Linked DNA regions of Mus musculus: all the other regions are linked to region 3. Evidence: chromatin loops called from intact Hi-C (ENCODE). Cell type or tissue: heart. All regions are shown on one strand.

What was found. A loop is a pair of places that touch in the nucleus more often than their neighbours do. Peaks named below come from ENCODE experiments on the same cell type or tissue, not always from the same donor. Only the 100,000 strongest peaks of a DNase experiment are listed, where the experiment ranks them.
Region 1: it touches region 3 in a loop (7-fold over the local background); 40 of 42 quality-filtered maps call a loop at or near these places.
Region 2: it touches region 3 in a loop (7-fold over the local background); 34 of 42 quality-filtered maps call a loop at or near these places.
Region 4: it touches region 3 in a loop (5-fold over the local background); 5 of 42 quality-filtered maps call a loop at or near these places.
Region 5: a loop joins it to region 3, with 2.6 times the contacts of the local background. A loop is called at or near these places in 8 of 42 quality-filtered maps.

What each region holds. Positions count from the first base shown.
Region 1 is chr10:110,974,423-110,978,422 of GRCm38, reverse strand. All of the region lies in intron 3 of Zdhhc17 (zinc finger, DHHC domain containing 17), which reads left to right. Among named protein-coding and RNA genes, the nearest start is that of Zdhhc17, 34 kb to the left of the region's middle. In heart, CTCF peaks have their summits at 2,144 (motif pointing right) and 3,768 (motif pointing left); no DNase peak of the experiment used is centred here.
Region 2 is chr10:111,098,138-111,102,137 of GRCm38, reverse strand. No RefSeq gene overlaps it. Among named protein-coding and RNA genes, the nearest start is that of Gm29916, 17 kb to the right of the region's middle. In heart, CTCF peaks have their summits at 1,658 and 1,874 (motif pointing right); a DNase peak (open chromatin) is centred at 1,877; H3K27ac peaks cover 1,076 bases.
Region 3 is chr10:110,792,311-110,796,310 of GRCm38, reverse strand. It overlaps Gm36808 (a long non-coding RNA gene), which reads left to right. Exons shown (of 3, transcript XR_380779.3): 3 at 780-1,082. It overlaps Gm23698 (a small nucleolar RNA gene), which reads right to left and starts at 138; the gene lies at 11-138. In heart, a CTCF peak has its summit at 1,593 (motif pointing left); a DNase peak (open chromatin) is centred at 2,690; H3K27ac peaks cover 1,037 bases.
Region 4 is chr10:110,918,287-110,922,286 of GRCm38, reverse strand. It overlaps Csrp2 (cysteine and glycine-rich protein 2), which reads right to left and starts at 2,111. Exons shown (of 6, transcript NM_007792.4): 1 at 2,033-2,111. In heart, no CTCF peak of the experiment used is centred here; DNase peaks (open chromatin) are centred at 2,126 and 3,026; H3K4me3 peaks cover 3,911 bases; H3K27ac peaks cover 3,913 bases.
Region 5 is chr10:110,938,455-110,942,454 of GRCm38, reverse strand. Csrp2 (cysteine and glycine-rich protein 2) reads right to left here. Exons shown (of 6, transcript NM_007792.4): 5 at 3,725-3,818; 6 at 2,941-3,244. The coding sequence ends at 3,168. It overlaps Zdhhc17 (zinc finger, DHHC domain containing 17), which reads left to right. Exons shown (of 17, transcript NM_172554.2): 17 at 1-676. Among named protein-coding and RNA genes, the nearest start is that of Csrp2, 20 kb to the right of the region's middle. In heart, a CTCF peak has its summit at 1,557; no DNase peak of the experiment used is centred here.

The DNA of each region.
Region 1 (4,000 bases), 180 kb before region 3:
TATATAGACCAGGCTGGCTTTGAACTCATGGAGGTCCACTGAGTGCTGGAATTAAAGTTGTGTGCCACCATAGCTGCTCACACATGCCTTAGCCAGTTTTCGTTCTTCTTTTGAAAACTGTTTAGATCTCAAGTCAGTTTCATAGGGAATCTTTTTTTTTTTAAACTTTTTGAGTTCTTAGTATATTCAGGATTTTTATCATATGTCTCACACACACACACACACACACACAAACACTCTCACACACACACACACACACACACACACACACACACACACACACACGGCAAAGATTCTATCTCATTTTGTGGGCTTCCTGTTTGTTTATTTCTTTAGCTGTCCTGAAGAAGCTTTTTTTTTTTTTTCCTGTGATTTTTTGACCCCCCCTTTGGAGTTGTTAGAATTCTCTTAAATAATACAGTCGGCTTCCTGTGACAATCACAGTCGTTCCTCTGGATTCACCCTCAGATACAGATATGAGAAAAAAGTTACATGTGAATCAGTCAAGTCAACACATTTTGCATGGTTAAATTAAAGAAATAAAAATACTTGCGCTCCTCATATGTAGGGACGGAATAAAAAAACATTCTTCTCATCGCTTATTGGGGGAGCTAAGTCTGCTCACCTAGGCTACAAAAGAGGTTGAGGATCTTCACCATAGGGTGATGACCAGGGACACACAAAAAACGAACTCTGCACATTGAAAGAACAGTTTGGATTTGAACTGCAGTTACAGTTTGCAGTCATGTTCTAAGATCCAACACTGCAGGGCATAAAGAACCTTGAGTAGCACTTCCAGGAGCCAACTTGCTCCCTTATTGCTGCAACACCCACTTGTGATGCTAATTGTACTTTGTGGCCCATGGACCATGGCTTTTGTTACAAGCTAATCTTGAACAGTTGCTTTGGTGGCAACAGTCACCACCAATTCCTTAATCATTTAAAACGTGTTCTGGATTGACTCTAGTGGGTGAAACTAGTCTTGTAGCTATTGGCTTTTGTCTTTTAAATACTTGTTAATGTCCCTCTTCAAAACTTAGGGAATATTAGTGCCTGCAAGAACATTCTTTGATGATACCCTATAAAATGAATTCTAAATTCTTGCTAGTCCGTGTAAAAGACACACAGTCCAGGTCTTTTATTTACAAGCTGTGAGCTTAGACTGGGCAGGTTTCAGAGCTGTTCTAACTCACATCCCAGCCAATGTACCTCATGGCTATGTGCTCACAATCCATCCCCTCCTTGGACTTCTTTCTTCTCCTCTCCTTTCTATACCTGTGACCTCCAGCCAGGTATCTGAAAGCCGGCCTACCTTATACTGCCCAACCACAGGCTTTATAGCCTTTTATAGCCCAAAGAGCTTTGGGAGCAGGGTAACATAACATAATATGTTGTATGGGAGGATTTTGTCAGGGGCCAACCAGATTTGGGGGCTTAGTACTTAGCATTTGAAAATATAGCAGTACCAGACCAGTCTCCTAAACAACATTTTTTTTTGTAGTATTGAACAGAGGTTTGAATATAAAAATAAATATAAGAGCGAGTTAGGAGGAGAAGAGATGGTTCAGTAGTTTATAGAGGCCCCGGCACCTGCACCTATGCCAGGCTGCTCCCCACTGCCTGCGTCTTGGGTTTCAAGGGGACTGGCATCTTCTTCTAGCCTCTTGGGCACTTTACTCATGTGTATAAACCCACACACATACACATAATTAAAAATGTGAATACAAGCTGTACAAAATAAGAGTTTAAATGTTGTCAATTTGAGCTTAGGTCTTACATCTGGGGTACAAATACCATATTATGAAAACATAGTACTCTCTTTCAGGACTTTACAGTGAAGGAAAAGTCATGGAAGTCACTTTTTTTGGAAATCATTTAATAATTACTCAACACTGACTTGAATTGTATAAATTCACCAAGTAAAAATGAGTCCCAAGATGTAAACTGTCTATAGAAAAGAATAAGATTGTTTAAAAAGAGATCCCAGTGGAGTTTTTTTTTTTTTTTGCTTTAGATTCTAGTCTTTTCAAAACATTTTCAATCAGACACTTCAGACCTATGTAAACATTTGTGTGTGTTTTTTAAAAAGAAGATTTTATTTATTATGTATAAGTGGTCTACCTGCATATATGCCTACAGGCCAGAAGAGGGCACCAGATCTCATTCTAGGGGGCTATGAGCCACAGTGTAGTTCCTGGGAACCTCTGAGCCATGGCTCCAGCCTCCACCGTTTGTGTTCTTAATAGAACCCAGGCATGGTGGTGACACAGCTTTAATCCCAGCTACTCCTCTTCCAGGTCAGCTTGTGCTACAAAGTGATACCTTGTGTCCAAAGAAAAAAGAAACCCACATCCTGGAACTATTTTGCTGGGTTTCTTTAACTATGTTGCATGATGGAGAACTTGGTCGCTTTATTATATGCAATTTTACAAGACCAGTTTAATGCATATTTATATGAAGCAATGTTTTCTGAATTAAACATGTAAGAATGGTTATATTAAGAATTTAGAACTGTGTTCCTTAAGTGTGAATGCATTTGTTATTTAAAAATCACTTAGAATGGTGTTATTATATGTCAATTCTATGTCGCTATTTATGTGGGAAGTGTTTATCTCATGCCTTAAAGGCATTTATATTTGATTCATTGCGTTGATTAGTCCATAATTAAGCATCACAAAGAACAGCTAGGTCTTTTCATTTCAGAGTATATAAAAATGCTGTGACAGTAGTGTATTAAGTAGCAAAGCTGCCTTTCTCTTTTTAAAACCATGTTTTTTATAGCAAATAGGGCATAGTGAAGGGTTTCCTTTCTCATTTATAGGCGGTAGCATCTTCTGTGCCTGCTGCTTGATTTAATCCTTACTCACCCTCCGAGGAGAGGAGAGGAGAGCTTCACTGAAGTAGACAGTGCCTTGGCTATTCTTGGCTCTTCTGGACTCAGCTACTGATTCCAAAAGTTTGTTCAGATCTTTGTGGTTGCCTGAATATCTTTTTATATGATTTGGTTTTCTTACTCTTTTTATTTTAATTTTTATTCTTTACATACATTGCATCCCGACCACAGCTTCCCCAACCTCCTCTCTTCTTAGTCTTACCCCTACTTTCCCTCTTCACCTAGGTCTACTCCTCTGTTTCCCCGTTTTTTGTTGTTGTTGTTTGTTTTTTTAAAAAGGCCTCCCAGGTATATGAACTGCAAAACAAATTACAATGAGATTAGACACAAACCTTCACGTCAAGGCTGGATGAGGCAGCCTGTTAGGAGGAGGAGGGTTCCAAGTGTGGGCTAAAGAGTCACAGGTACCCCTCCCCACTCTCACTGTTAGGGCTCTCATGAGAACAACTCTGCAACCATAAGGTATATGCAGAGGCCCTAGGTCAGACCCATTCTAGGTTTGTGATGGTCATTTCAGTCTCTGTGAGCTCCTATGAGCCCTGCTTAGTTGATACTGTGGGCTGTGGTCTCATGGTATCCTCCATCCCTCTGGTTCCTAAAGTCCTTCCTTCTCCTCTGTGGGGCTCCCCTGCCTTGCCCAGTATTTGGCTGTGAGTCTCTGCATCTGCTCCTATCACTTGCTGGATCACTTGCCTCTCTAATGATCAGTGAGATATGCACTGATCTATGAGTATAGAACAATGATGTCAGTAGAAATTATTTCATTGTCTTTTTTTTTTTTTGCCAGTCATATTTGGTTCTATCCCAGGTCTCTGGGCTTACCAGCCTTTGGTTCTTGGCCATCCACATAGTGTTAAACGTGGGCTCCCTCTTGTGGTGTGGGCCTCAAGCTGTACCAGTTACTGGTTGGCCACTCTCACAAGTTCTGCGCCGTCATTATCCCAGCATATCCTGCAGGCAGGACAGATTGTAGGTGGAAGGTTTTGAAAAGACTGTTTATCTTCAAAGGCACAAAGTAGGTTGATAGTGGAAGATGTTTTATTTTTCACATAATTTCTTAAAGTTGAAGATGAACACTCTATAAATTACTACAAATTTTATTTTACA
Region 2 (4,000 bases), 310 kb before region 3:
GAATTCATTCTTCCAGTTCGTGAGAAGAGAACCTGAAAGCCACTGGCTCCAACCGCTGTGGTTTTCTGAGTTATCTGAGACCCTAGTTCCCCAAGGTGAGCTCACAGAGCAGAAGAGAGGCCCTGCTCACAGACACCTCAAACTTTACATATTGTTAGAATCTGATAAGTCAAAAATTACTTAAACTGCAACTCAAGATGGACATTGGTCAACATGGATGTAAATAATTCCAGCGTTAGGGTTAATTTAATGGCTGTGGCTGGCCTCCTTCAGATTCAAACTCATCATGGCTGCTTGGGAATGCTTAAGACAACCCACAGTTCCTTTAGGAGACTGTAGTACAAGCCATAGCTGCTAAGGCAACTCATACAAAAGAGAGCATGCTGTTGCTTTAAACAAATTCCTAGTTTTGACATAAGAAATGCAGTTCTTGGCCAGGCGGCTCAAATTCTACATAGGGAAGAAGAGTTCAGCAAGCTAACAGACAAAACGAGTGAGGGCATAGTAGCTACTGGGCAAAGATTACTATTCAAGGACAGATTACAGACTGGGCAAAGCCGGAACACGCGAGCATCAGGATTGCAACTTCTTACCTGTTTAGCCCAACCCGGAACCTTGTGCGCTTCCTGTGTGAGCATTTGGAAACCAAGTGTCAGGTGTTTGCAAGTGGGATTCCAGAAAACTGATTGTGCTTCATAGCTTGGCCAACACTGTTTTTTCCATTAATAAAGTTTGGGAGAGCAAAAGAGAAGGAGAGGAAAAGGGGGAGGAGAAGGAGGAGGAGGAAGGAGAGCAGGTGGGAGGCAAAGGAGGAGGAGAGGGAGGAGGGGAGGAGTGAGAAGAATAGGAGGAGAAAGAGGAGAAAAAAGGGGGGAAGGGGAAGAGGAAGGAGAGAAAGAGAAAGGAGGGGGAGAGAAAAAGGAAGGAGGGGAGAAGGGAAAGAGGGAGAAGGTTGTTCTATGTAATTTGTGTAGTTCTGCATTACCCCTCTCCTTCAGGGGTTCTCTTTCTATAAGCAACTTGCCTATTTTTTTTTTTAATGTATCCCTTAGCGAGACCCAGCAGTGTTAGATTAAATGTTGCTTGCTGTTCTCTGTGTTGGTAACTTCCATTTCCAATAAATTCTCTCCCCCTCCTGCCTCTGTATTTCTGGTACTGGCTTTATTCTGTGGTAGAAATCGTGTTGGGGGCAGAGTGCAAACCCTTCCTTTGGTACATGAAAGGGCCGGCCATTTTCTACTCACTCTGAAGGGGAGCTGCATTCAAGCACGCATGCCCGGGCCTAAAATGTCAGTGCTTTGCCATGCAGATTTGTGCACACACGAAAAGGAATTCAGTTCACCTCAGGGTTGTAATTTAAATAATCGAACCACTTTTTTTTGCAGTTCATTGACTATAGTCCCCCCAAAGCCCTGTGAAGATGTTACACCCTATTTTAAGACATAATATAAGATATCTTAAAATAAAATCACACTTACAAACCACTTTGTAAGAATTGCACAATCAAAGCTTAAGGTATGCTGAAGTCACAGCTTTCTGAAAATCACTAATAATTCCCTTTTATCCTATGCAAAATGATAGTGATACCAGGATTTGTGAAACATGTATTCATGACACATGTACTTCTATATTGTGATGCTTATCTTGAGGTGTCTGGAAATATACAAAAATTGGACTATAAATTGGAGTGCTCTACCTTAGATCAATATTATGGCCATCTATCTATCCAGATATAAATAATACACGTCAAGTGTTTATTTGGGGGGGCCATAGGCCAGACATTTAAAAACTGCAGTTACATGACCAGTATATATAGAAGAATCTTGCTGGAATAAATACAATTACAGGGAAAGTCAGATAGTTCCCCATCCTGGCCAGCAGGTGGCACTAGAGCAGCTTCGATGTCAAACCAAACAAAGGGAGGAAATAAATGCCAATCAAATCCCAACTGCCTTTTGTTGAAAACCAGGCAACTCAACTGCTTGTTTATATTTGAATATGTCTTATTTGCCTTCCTAAGTCGATTGTTGCTTGAACTGATGGACACTTTAGGCTCAGCTAAACACTGATCGGAACCTTCCTGTGCTTTGGATTCCTTCCTAAGAACGAATATAAAAATAATTTGTACTTTATCGATGCCTACAGGCATGGAAATGCATCAGTACTGAACACAGTCAACAAATGTCAGTCATTTTAACTCTACACAATGACCACCAGGTGCACATAGCAGGAAATGAAGGGATGTGGATGCAGAAATGAATGGGATGCTTACGGACCTGGTTGGTGTTTATAATTCAGAGGTTACTATGTATCAAAACACCCACAAAACAGACAGATACAAAAACAACCCTTTACAGTGGCAATATGACTTTTTTTGTTTTTTTCTTAAATAGGTTCTCATGTTGCCCAGAACAGCCTCAAGCTCGCTTATTATGCTAAGGCTGCCGTCTTGATCATCCTGCCCGGCCTCCCAAGTGTGGGGACTGTAGCCATGCAGGCAGGCAGCTCTGGCAGTGCAGTGATTCTTAATAAGTATATAACCTCAAAAGATGGTTGAAATGGCAACCTGTTTCATTATCTTCTTTTTGCTAAGAAATGTCAGCCTCAGTGGTTTCAACCCTATTCATACACAGATACAAAAGACTTTCACAGCCCTTCTCTGGCTCTCTTGCTCTCTTCCCCTCTTACCCCTCTGTTTCTTCTCTCTCCACCCCTCCACCCCCACACATGCTCATGGCTGGCCTCTACTCCTCTGCTCTGTGTGTGTGTGTGTGTGTGTGTGTGTGTGTGCCTCTCTTTCTCTGCCTTTCTCTGTCTCTACTACCCCCTCAACTCCCCTCCCCATGCCCTAAATAAACTCTTTTCACTACTATAGTCCTGTGACTGGTCCCTCAGGGGGAAGGGATGCCTCAGCATGGGCCTCGCAGAAGCACACCCCCACACCATACTGTGCCTCCACCAAACATATCCCTGGTGTCTCTTTCTTTTTTATAAAACACAACGACAGTATCAAAACTACAGTTGCAAAATAGCACCAAATAATTTGTAGCAAACAATACATTTATGGCTGGGGGTCACCACAACATGAGGAACTGTATTAAAGGGTCCCAGCATTAGTGGTTGAGAACCGCTAATATTTAAGATGTTAGGGTGTGAGAAGTCAAGGGTTCACGAGTAGCTACATTGTCCCCTGCCAGAACTTTCAAACAAGCGCTCAAAACTATCCATATTGGACAAACTCCCCAAAACTCAATGGCCTGGGGGTGTAACTCAGTTGCTGGAGTGGTTGTATGCCTTGGATTCTATCTCTAGCACTTCATAAACCAGGCATGGTGGTGCATACCTGTAGTCCCAGCACTTGGGAGTTGGAGGCAGGGGTATCAGGAATTGAAGGAAACCCCTGGCTGCGTAGGGACCTAGAGGACAGCTTGGGATAGAAAGCCAATCTCAAAACAAAACAAAACAAAACAGACAAAAACTCCAACAACAGCAGACATATTCCAGCTGTTGTGAGGCATCAAGGAGACAGCGAATTCAAACGTGCCCGTTAACAGGTGGCAGCCATCTTGCCCTGATCGTTTTGTATGTTAGAGATTGAGAGCTAATACTCCATGGGTTGGATTTGGCTCAAAGATATATTTCTTTCAGTTTTGTTTAGAGGGGTTTCTATGACTACACCAGTTTGGGTGAATCACTAGAAGGAGCTGCAGGACTCTTCAGAGTATTCAGGACTCACTCTGTATGGTAGTACTCAGATGTCTATGTGGTAGTACTCAGGACTCAGTGTGGTGGTACTCAGGACTCAGTGTAGTAGTACTCATGGTTACATTTATGATTTTTATGGCTGAAAAAAAAATACACAGCAAAATCAGCAAAAGAAGAAGCATGCTGAATAAGTACAGAGAAAATCAGGTGCAGGTTCCCAAAGGTCCCCTCCCATGAGTCCCATGAGCCGGAGGTGCTCAATCGCCCCACTAACAAGTTGTGACAGTGCTAGTAA
Region 3 (4,000 bases):
ATTTTCAGGAAATGTTAGGCTATGATCATTCAGATGTTCCCAGGTCAGAACACTGACTGAGCCTCTTTCCTTTCTGCTACCTCCTGATTGATGTTCTTGTGACAGGGCAGCCACACCTGCCATGCCTCTAGGGGCAGGCCAATTGATATCCTAATGCCTGGATTTGAAAAGAAATATCTAAGAAGTAGCAGAGAATGTTGCCATACCTCAGACCCCTCCAGGTTATGTGTCTGGCCTAGTGGCTCGTCATGTACCTCAGAAGAAGCTGAGGTTCAAACATGCTAAAGCATGTACCAAAGGCCACAGGGATCCTAACCCCGTGAGTCTAATTCCCAACTTAGCCTCCAGGGCCAGAGAGTCCTGGTTTTCCTTTAAAATCTAAGCTCAATCGTAGAGACCCCAGGCCCTCGGCTGTGCCCAACCAAGACAATGGAGCGGATCAGGGCTTGGGGGCTGCATGAGGACCTGCGGCACAGGGAAGACAAGAAATCAGTGAGTGACATTGCCTGCCACTCTCTGCAAATCCCCAGAAGGACCAAACTGAGTTTTCATAGTCAGAGTCTGACAGAAGAGGCCTCATTCTTCTCTTAAGGACCTCTCTTGCCTAGTCTCTCCACCCATTTCCTTGCTTGTGACTGCCAATTTCCTTTAAGAGGAATAATCTTGCAACTTTATAGTTCAATGCAAAGCCACACATCCACAGGACTAGATGAGGTAATGTTTACTTTGAATGGGTTTCAGCAAAGCGCCGTTAATGAGCCTTTCCTTGCTTTGATAAGGCAAAGGACCGAGAGAACCGGAGGTCTCACCGCTACTAAGACAAGAGAAGTCTGCAAGGGTGACAAGAACTACTAATGATGAAAGATGTCAGCAAGACTACAAGAAGGAAACACTATCTGAGTCCAGGGGAAACACCACCCCATGTCTAGCATGGTATACTGCTCCTTGGAGCTCCATAGAAGACTCACAACCATCTGTGATGGGATCCGATGCCGATGCCCTCTTCTGGTGTGTCTGAAGACAGCAACGGTGTACTCATATACATAAAATAGAGAAATAAATCTTTTTTTTTTTTTAAATGCGTGCACTCTGGGTTTTCTTTTCCTGCATTTATCCATTGTGATGTGACTTGCCATGCTATTAGCATAAGTCATACATGTCCTGCTCTGGGATTTTACAAAGACGAGGTGGAATCTGGGCTGCAGCCATGTTCTGGTTAGAGAAAATAGGAGCCGTTAAACGCTGTTGTTTAAGAAAAACAAAGCTCTTTTAGTTGCTTAGCAACTGGAGTTGGGGAGTGGGCCGAGTGTGTAAGCACTGGGGAAGAGAAAGGCAGGGAAGTATATACAAAATGAATTTAACGTCCAGATTTGTCCCAGGTGGGTGAGAAAAGCCCTGGCATTCATTGAATTAGTTTGTCACATGACAGGAAAATTTAATAAAATACTTTGACATTCGGCCGTTATTCACTCTAGGTATGTCATTATAATTCAAAGGCGACATAAAGTGTTTATTTAATGTATTGGTTGCAAGGGAAATGGTTTGGAAACATCTGGCTTTGGAGATCGGTCACGCTGTGTGGACGCTACTGCCACCTTGTGGACAGTACTGGGAACCCGTGGACTTTGCACTTTTAATATTTTCTCTACAACCAGGACCCCTGTGGTCCCCACACCCAGGCAGCAAGCACACTTATCCAGTACAGTAAAGGTAGTCTGAACTTTTGAGGAGGGAGAAAGGACTTGATAGAGGAAGGAGAGGCAGAGAACAGCTCACCAGAAATTATTTTAGAAAGAAATACAAATGCAATTCCAGGGTAGAAAGAAAACGATTCATATATTTACAGTCATTTCAGAAGTGACCCCTTGCCAGACCAAGTCACTGGTTTGCCTGCAAAGCCCGGCTGTGCTGCAAAGCTCTCCAGGAGGTGGTAGGGGTGTGATTCAGTTTCCAATATTGGAGGTGAGAAGATGGTGTAGATCTTGTACATGTGTCAGGACCTGAGTTCAAACCACCCCCACACTCACTGTGTAGCTGTACGTCCTGTAACTTCAGTGCTGTGCGGGACTTTGGCAGAAGGTTCTCTGGAGCTTGCTGCTGCTAGCCTAGCTCCTGGGTCAGTGAGAAACCCTTTCTTAAGGGAATGAGGTGGTAAGTTTCTATGCAGCCTCAGTTGTCTGAATACACCATATGTACACACTTGCATCCGCACATGTACACACACATATTCAATGTTGAATTGACTAAGTTCTTTACTTTTAATGTCTTATGAGTCTAAAAAAAAACCAACCAAACAAAAAAGATGTGGGGAGATTCATAGTCATTCTGAAAACTTCCATTTTCTAAGAAAATCACAGCAATTGTGCTATTTTGGATACTGCGTTTCTCATTATGCTTTGAAATTGTGTCAGCCAGCATAGCCATAAATTCGAGGTAGCAGGCAACCCCCAATCTAAGAAGCGTGAAAATGTGTTTTCTGTCCGCTCACCTGCATCCCTCCTCCAGGCTGGTCTGGCCATGAATTCAGTTCTTGTTCTAGACCGTGCCTGGCAGAAAGACCCTGCTCTGGGACAACTGGTTTCCTGGCTAAGGTTGAAAAACTAGACCTCACAACTTCTGCTCCAAAGGGACACACATCACTTCCTCCCATATTTCTGGGAAACGAGTAAGTTGTGGCCTCTCAGAACTCTGTGTCTGAGGACGTGCGATCTCCCCACAGGAAGCTGCAGCAGATACTTGGGCCAACCTGATAACCCAAATCGATGGTCTTATGGGAAGTCCAAATATAGGTGACCCCTGTGGCACACTCCACAAATGGGTAGCATGTTCTAAAATTATATGTTAAAGACTAATTTTTTTAATAAACCATTTCATTAGGCAGAAAAGTCCAGACACAAGGACTTGCTATCTCAGAATGACTGAGGCCAATGGTCAATCTGACGTCAGCTCCCGTTGCTGTAACAGAAACAGGACATTTCAGATGCAGTTGACCTCTTAGTAGCCTCGTCCTCCTTCAAGCTCTTCCTGTCTGGAATAACCCATTGTTGCCCTCCCCCCCTCTCTCTGTATTTGCTGCAAAAGCACTTTACATTTGAAATATTGTAAAATCTAATCTTTGTATCATTTCCATTTCCACTCACCATTATCTTCAGAGGTATACACGTTGTCGTGCATAGTCCTGGATATCTTTATTCATTAGTAGTGCGTTAGGTGAACAGATCCAATTTATCTAGGTCATCGAAACTTTCAATTTTGTTCTCATGGGTTCACAAATAAACATCTTTAGATATTAGCTTGCGTGTGCTCTCGACATCATTTATCAAAGATCGTCTCATTGGGTGAAAAAGCCAACTGCTTCTGCATCCCCAGTTGAAGCTTTATTGATAGGAGCTCCAAGGGGCAGACTTGGCAGGACCTGGCATCGTGAGTCTTGTTATCTAAAATTATTTTTGTGGCTGAAAAAAAAACCAGAGGCAGATTCCCAAGCCTTGGATCCCTGGGCTGTGTGTAAAGCAGTGGTTCTCTTAGGGGGATGATGCCAGTGTTGATGAAGATGACTGGGAGACAAAAGTCAGGGGACGTCCTGAGTCTGGAGGAAGAAGGCCTACGGGTATTCCACAGAGCTGGTCATGCCATCCAGGAATTCACAGTGACGTCAAGCGGGATTAACAGGGACCAGAGTAGAAGTGAATACATGCCTTGTTCAATGGCAAGGGTTTTATAGCTGTGAACAGACACCATGACCAGGGCAACCCTTATAAGGACAACATTTAATTGGCCCTGGCTTGCAGGTTCAGAGGTTCAGTCCATTACCATCAAGGTGGGAGCATGACAGAATCCAGGCAGGCATGGTGCAGGAGGAGCTGAGAGGTCTACATCTTCATCTGAAGGCCCCTAGAAGACTAGCTTCCAGGCAGCTAGGAGGAGGGTCTTAAAACCTACATCCATAGTAACACACCTACTCCAATGAGGCCACACCTCCAAATAGTGCCACTCCCTG
Region 4 (4,000 bases), 130 kb before region 3:
AGTCCTGAGGAAACCTCGGGAGGTCTGAGGATGGAGGGAAGGGCTGGGGGATGTTCAAGTGGAAGTCCCCTCTCTCTGGAGAGACTCCCACCAAGAACCATTTCACTCCAAGTTTCAGAAAGCGCAGGAAGTTATCTAAAACCACAAGCAACCCACCACATACATATCCCTAAGGTTGTACCTTGTACTTAGGCATTCCTTACACACACACCCTACCCAGACACACCCTTTCCCTCTCCCCCACCACCCCAGCAAGGATGCTATTAGACCTATTTCACAAGGCTGAGACCAGAGAGTGTTAACGTGTTAGGGGCACCAAACCAAGGGGTACTGACTTGGGAGTGACACTCTAGACTTGATTTCTGCCCTCCCATGTTACACCTCCTCTCCCTTAGAGGGTCCCCTATGTCCATCTCATTCATCCCTCTCATTTGTAACAGAAGGAAAATGGAAACCAAAGGCTTGAGCTCTCAAAGCTATGTATTGACAGAGTTATGCCTGGACCTAGTATCCTGTCCCCCTACTTGATACCAACATTTATGCTATCTTTTAATAAAGATACAATTTCCCTCAAGTCCAAGACTGTGCAACTTCACCAGGATGGCCCTCCAATCAGTACTGATTTTAGCATGCTCTTGAGCATATTCCATATCAGCCAAAAATTTTCAAACAAGATTGGGAGGAATCTGTTAACAATTTATGGTGTTAAAAAAAAAAAAAAAAAACACCACGTTGGCTGAAATCTGTTAATAAATATCTACTGCTCCCCACAACGGGGCCTTGTCTGTTCCCGCCTTCTTTATTCAGTTAACAAGCACCGAGGTGTGCTCCAACATATTCAAGATAACTAAGCAAACAGTGTTCCAGAGACTCATGGGATGTATACGTCTATGGCAACCTGGCTATAAAAAGTGGGGTCAAACAGCCTTGAGGAGTAATGAAGGAATTATCAGTAACAATTACAAGGCAATGGCAGAGAATAGGGTCCCAAATGTCACTTGTATGCAGTGTTGAGATTGTATGAGTCTCTCTTTTGAAATCTACCGTTTAAATCTTTCTTGAAGAATCTGGGTACAAGAATCACTTCCTTTTTGGATTCTTTGGTTTTATGTAAGTAGAGATTAAGCACGCATTGAAAAAGTCAATAATTTAACTATTTTCGCTGCCCAAGTTAAAAAATTACTACACCCAGCCCCCCCCCCGCCCCGAACTGAAAAGCATTTAATAAAGTAAAAATGTATGCGACTCAAACAAAACAGGTCAAACCAAATATTTACTCAAAAAGTAATCAGGTAAACAAATAAAGTTCAAAGTCCTGGCTTCCAAGGGGGCAGAAGTTTCAAGAGCTCTCCCCTCACCTCACCCCTTACCTCACGGATGCCTATAACTATTATCTAGCTCTGAACCCATACTGTGACTTTTAGGACCTGTTGCAGAATTTCAGAACCAAGCAATGCTGTATCCTTGTTTGTACTTTAAAGGTAGAAAGCACCAGGAAAAGCTAGGAATGTTCAACTAGAATTTCACTATGGTTCCTTCTGTGCCGGGTGGGCAGAGACCACCGAACAAAGGCGATGGCCAGGAGCTCCGTTTCGCCACAGGAGAACTGGAGCTCAGAGGGTATGGAGACGCCCACCACCCCAGAGTACCCACCCAATTCCCGAGAAGGTCGTCAGGGCTGGGCAGACACACCCTTGGGGCACTGGAGCCCCGAAGCCTCTAACCCCTCCTACCCGAAGGGGAGAATCAGCCCTGGGAGGGAGCCTGGGGCTACAAAAAGAGGCATTGGCGGCCACGAGAAACTCCCAGCTCGCCTCTCTCCCAGAGAACAGGATGGAAAATTAAAGGTCACAGGGGATGATTTACCTGCCCCAAGGACATGAGGTCCCAGGGCAGGGATGGTCTGGGGGCGACAGCAGGTGTGCTAGTGGACCCCGCATTGGGGCAGAAGTGAGAGGACGGGTGGAAGCATAGTCAGGAGCAGGGGTGGAGATGACAGGGACCGCGGGGCTGCAGGCTTCCTAGGACTCACCCGAGTGGGAGGAGGGAGCACGCGGCGGGCGGAGCTAACGAGGTCTGACCGAGGAAAGCCGCGGGCGGATCCGGAGACTGGCGGGAGCGCGTGTGCCCGCTTTTAAAGACTTATGTTGGGCGTGGCCTTGTTCGCCACGCCCATCATCGGTCATGCCCCTCGGGGTGTGCGATGGTCTCCGCCCGGCCCGCTGAGCTGGGCTCCCGCTGCGGGTTTCGAGCTCTGGCCCCGAGACAAAAGACCGGAATCCCGCCTCTTCCTGCGGCTTCCCGCGCGTCCGAGTCTCCCACCGTCTCCGGCTGCTCCTACCCGCCGGTCCCGGGACGTCCGGAGCACTCAGGATCGGCCCGGAGCCAGCGAGATCCGGTGTCGCCCCGTGGGATTCCCGCCACCCTTTACTGCACAAACGCCATATGTTAGCCTCCGGGGTGCAGGACTCCCCGGTGCAGGATAGTCTCTGGTCAGAATCCCGGCTTCTGGAATCCGCAGCTTTCCTGTCGCGAAAGAGCTGCATTCCTCATCTAGACTAAACAAATGACGTTATGAAAACACCTCATTCCCCAAGTGTTTTGCTTTCCCCCACCACTCTTTGCTGAGGGGGGAAGAAACCCACAACCCACGCAGAAACCCTGGCGCCAAAAGGCTTCGGGTTTCAGTTTGCAATTGTTTGCAGTTGTCCGAAAAGTCCAGGGATGTCTCGCCGGCGAAGACAGCAGAAAGGACCTAAAATCTGGGCTTGAGGTGACATATTATTGTTCTAGACAAAAAGCAAAATAATGTCATCTCTATCTGGTTTGTATTCTAGGACATTTGGTGATCCACTTCTCTGTCATCAGTAGTGGGTTGCCCTAAGAATTAGTATTTGAAGAGTGGTGACCTCCACGCCGCAATAGGCAGCGACCAAAACTACTCCCCTCTGTCACAAATCGATCACCCCTTTCATCCAGGCGCAACATCATGCTGTTAATAGCCTAGTTCTTTGGTGGGGGTTAGGATGACTTTAACTGATAGATGCCAGTACCCTCGCGTTGCGACAATAAAAAATTTCCCGCTTACGTTGCCAAAGGCCCTGTTAGGGGGGGTAGGAGGAGGCAGAGTTGAGGAAGGCCCCTCCGGTGACAAAGTACAGGCCTGGTTTATGCCTTTTTATGTCGTATGCTGGGCCCAATCCAAAATAAGCTCGTAATTGCAGCCAGATTCTCTGTCCACCAAGGACTGTTGAAAAACAGTGCAAGTAGTGATTGACATCTCCCCCAGATTGCGGCAGGAGTTTGAAAGCATGGGTGCCTGCTGTGAGCTTTTCTAAATACCAGCAATTCTTACATTCACGATTCCGATCTGTTTGCTTTACCTCCGCAGCTTGCTGCACTTCTTACGGGAGGGGCTTCTGGTTTGTTTTCACTGAAGGAAGCAGGGTAGTTCATGTTCCCTTTTTTTCAGCAAGCGATTGTCCTTTTTCTGCTACTCCTGAGGTCCACTAGAGTTTCTCTGAGGAAGGGGCCTAAGGACTGGACCTGTTGTTTTTCTGTCAAACTATCTGTCCCTACAGTCTAAGGTCAAAACTTATCATGTGTAGCAAAGCTATTTATGGAAGTTGTGGTGGGTTTGAACGAAGACGGCCCCATAGGCTCATAGGAAGCGGCACTATTTGAAGGTGTGGCCATTTTGAGTGGGCGTGGCCTCTTTAGAGGCAGTGTGTCATTGGGGGTGGGCTTTGAGGTTTCAGAAGCGTAAGGTCCAGTGTGTCTCTTTCTTCCTGCTGCCTGCCCACCAAGATGTAGAATTCTCAGCTGTCTCTCCAGCCTCACAGCCTGTGTGCTGCTATGTTCTCCGCCACGATGATAATGGACTAAACCTCTGAACTGTAAGCCAGCTCCAATGAACTATTTTTCTTTATAAGACTTGTGACAGGAGCTGGTGAGATAGCTCAGTGAGTAAGAGCACTGACTGCTCTTCTGAAGGTCCTGA
Region 5 (4,000 bases), 150 kb before region 3:
ACATGGAGACTCAGTTGCAATTTTTATCAGATACATTTTTATCAACAGTTAGAGTACGATGGTTTTCTCAGTTTGAGTAAGAATGTTGTTACCATGTTCTTTCTTTGTGGTACAGTATCCTTTCAGTGCAAGAGATGCTTCTCCGTAAAGCAGGCAACCCCTGTAGATGTGGAACTCCACGGAAGATATTGGCAAGGAGATGCGTTCCAGACTGACGGCTTGTTTGGGTCTCCGCGAGTCTGGAACAGGATTGTCAGATGGTCTGGAGGCTACTGTGCGCCATGTTTCCTTACTCCGCAGGCCTTGTGTGCAGGGCCGGATAAATCCAGTTCTCAGGCTGTGTTTGAAGGTTCCTTGGAGGGAGTTCTCACTGTCAGTTGGATTCCTTTACGAGCTAGGGACGAAGTTCTTGGGAGTTTTTTCATTCATATTTTTGTTGGTTTTGTAGGAGTTTATTTTAAATACTAGGCATAAAGAAGCATCCTACTTAAGCTATGAATGTTTTTGTTTTATATTTTCTTTATTTATAACTGTGCCAAGTATTATTCAGCTACTTACTGTGTTACTCTGTGGAAAGAAAAACTTGTAAAGTGTTTAATAAATCAGTCCTCCTTACATAATTTAAACCTGTCAAAATTTTGTAAAATATTAATCAAAATAAATATTGACTCTTAAATGTGGTGTCTGCTCAGTTCACTTAGAAAGACTGTAAAATAAAGATTCTGCAGTTCTGTTTTGATCGGATTGAAGTCAGGGGCAGGATTTATAGGGGTTTGTAAAAGTAAAACTGTTGGTGTTCTAAAGTTTCTGGCTCCTTGAATGTGGAGAAATCTTTTGCAATAAAAAGACAACCTTTTTCCATAGTATATTTTTGGATTCCATGGAGCTAATAAGGACCTCAGGAAGAATAGAAATCTGAATTTTGAATGTAAGTATGTCTAAAGCATTATTTTTACAAAATGATTTCTACTAAACTTTGATCCTGGTTATTTCAAATGCCAGGCATAGCAAACAAAAGCATTTTCTTTTGCAAATTTGAAAGGCAAAATTATGGCGAGGCTCTTCCCTGTTATCAGTCTCGTTTCCTGAGGTCTCAGAGGCTGGGACGATCATTGGGTGGTTTCAGGTTAGACTAACATTCAGTTCGTAATTAACTTCATGGTATGAGATAGAAGGGCTCCAGAACTGTCGATGCTCAGTCCAGAACTGCTCAAGACAATGAACTCCATGTTCATGTGATGCACTCCCGCTCGTCATTAGTCACGTGTCCCTGACCTTGCCAGATTGGTACGGCTTTCCTAGCATATGTCTCGCTCTACTTTGTAGAACTATCTGAAAAAGCAGTACATCTGGGGACAGGGCTTATTAGGAAACCCGCCCTCATCCCACAAAGTGTTTACTGTTAAATACCTTTGACTTTTGAAGTAGGAAATCTGTAGTTGCAAGTAGAATATGCAGTGTTGGTCTAAGTCACACACTCAAGGAGGCCAGCTCTGACCCCCAGGAAGCCCTTGCCTCTGACCTGGATGTGCGCTTTGTCCCCATCTGCTGGAGATGCAGAGCTGCTCTGTTGAGGGCTGGCCATGGATTCACCGGCCCCTGCTTCCCAGGTAGCAGTGATGAGAAATATGCACCCAGACTCCTGCCTTGATGAAGTTTTAAGAGAAGGCACTATTTTAGAGCTTAGTGATTAGCGTTTATAGTATCAAAATGCTTGGATCTATAGATTTACAAGTTTACCAAATTTGGAAATGTCTGTCATTCTTCTGATATTTTTCTGCCCCCCCCCCCCAACCCCTCCCAAGAACTCTCAGGCAGTTCTGGCTCCTCACATGGTAGCAAGGTTTCTAGGACTTCCACTGTTGACTGAATGCTCTTTCTTTTTTGAACGATTCCTAGCATTTCCTGAGTTTTTCCCTGCAGGGTAAGTGTTTACATAACCTCCATCCCTTGTTTCCCCCCCTACATCTTGGCCAGTTCTAGTGGCTTTTGATAGTTCCCACCCTCATTATAGAAATGTACAGTTGATGAGTTTCCCCCTTCTTTTCAGACCTAGTAATTTTTGTTTTTTATTCATGCTAGATACTTTTGTAAACATTTCGAACTTAGTTCCATAATTCAGTTAGGTTAGTTGGAAAAAGTTTATCTGTTTGGTTTTGATTTTAAAATTTGTTAGGCAGGGCTAGAACGTTGCTCAGTTTAGTAATAACGGTCTGTGTGAAGTGCAGCAGCCAAGACTCCAGCAGTGCTTTATTTAGGGTCCTGCCTCTGGGGAGTGGGGACCTTGCTACCCCCACGTGAGTAGCAGAGGTTGACATCAGGTGTTTCACTGGATCACCTTACTTTGGAGACAGGGTCTCTGAACCGGAGCTCAGCAGGGCACTGGGGACCCAAAAGTCACCAAGCCACCTCTCCAGCCAGAGTCTCATACCCAGGTGTTACTAATGTAGATCATTTCCATCTACCCTCTAGGGAGCTGTCCTGACAAAGAGTCACCACCAGCAGGCTCAAATGGGGCAGAAGGGAAAGAGATGCTGAGTGCTAACTGCTGGCTCCAAGGAGCTTGGCAATCATGAGTCAGTCGAAGCATCTTGACAGCTAAAGAGATCTGTGCATTTGTGTGTGCGTGTGGAAGCCTGGAAAACTGCCAGTGAGCGCACCTTCAACAAAGAGTGTTTTGTTATATATATATATATATATATATATATATATATATATATATATGTATATATATATATATATATGAATGAAAATCTCAAAAGTAAAAATGTCGTTTTCAGCTCTCAGAGTGCAAATGTTAGCCTACTGCATAAAGGAATTGATTGTCTTTTTAAGAACGTCTTTTTTTTTTTTTTAATCAGGAGACTGGTTTTCACTGGAGGAAGGAACCAGATAACTTCTCATCATCTAAAAATCACAACAGCTCCTCTGAAAGGTTAATTAAGAGGTGGTACCCAAATCAAGCCAAAATTTTATTTCAAATGTAAAAGAATGCTCTTAGACGCTAGTGAGTGGGCGGGAGAGTGCAGCGCTGTCGGTCCAGCCCCCACAGGCAGCTCGGTGATGCCCAGTGCCAAGTGCTGGCTGTTTCACAGTAGTGAGCGCCATAAACGCCATCTGCAGTTTGGTAATGGAGATTCTCTGTCGTGCTTACTGGGTTCACACCATTACTGAGCATGAACAAGGGCCCCTGCCCCTTGACCATAGCCAAATCCCTTGGGCCCAAAGTTCTTTGCGTAGCACCCTACAAAGGAAAGGGAGAGTTAATCAGAGGTCACTAACAAATGGCCATGAATTTAAAAGCCAACTGGAGGCTCTGCCAGAGGTCAGTTTAAGATATAAAATGGGCTCTGCTATGAGCATCCTTGTTTGAAGCGAGTCCAGGAATTCCCACGGCATCCAAGTTAGGATTGTGATGAGCTGCAGGCGTGAAATCCAGCTGCCTTCTGTGTGTCACCCTCACGTAGTCATATGCTTGGCTTAAAGCAGGAAGTCAGAGGTTGGGGAGGCCGTGCTGAGCGTGGCGCTCAGCCTTGTGAATGTGCTACATAGGCAAGCGTTTTACCATTCGGCCAGATCCCCAGCCGTGTGGGACTTAACACACACAGTAGGAATGGAAGAATGTAATCACTGTCCTAAGATGTCGGTCTCATTTTCAAAAGGTAACAGTGCACGATGTCTCCCTTTCTGGTGACACTAACAGACAGCAGAACCGAGTTTTTACCTTTACAGTAGATTTCGCCTTCTTTCTCAGTCAGAGTTGTAGACTCCAGACTCTTCCCACACTTGGCACACCGGAAACAGTTTTTGTGCCAGGGCTGGAAGAGACAGCTGAGTTAGGACATTGAGAGGCTTGTTTCCTTTGGTATGATCTAGATGCAGCAAGTGGCTGGGAAAACCAGCGCACAAGCAGCCTCCTCAGGCTACGGTTTGGCTCAGCTAGAAAGCTGGCCCTCTTTGCTGTCCATATCCTTCCTAGCCACCAGTAAAGGGCTGTTTG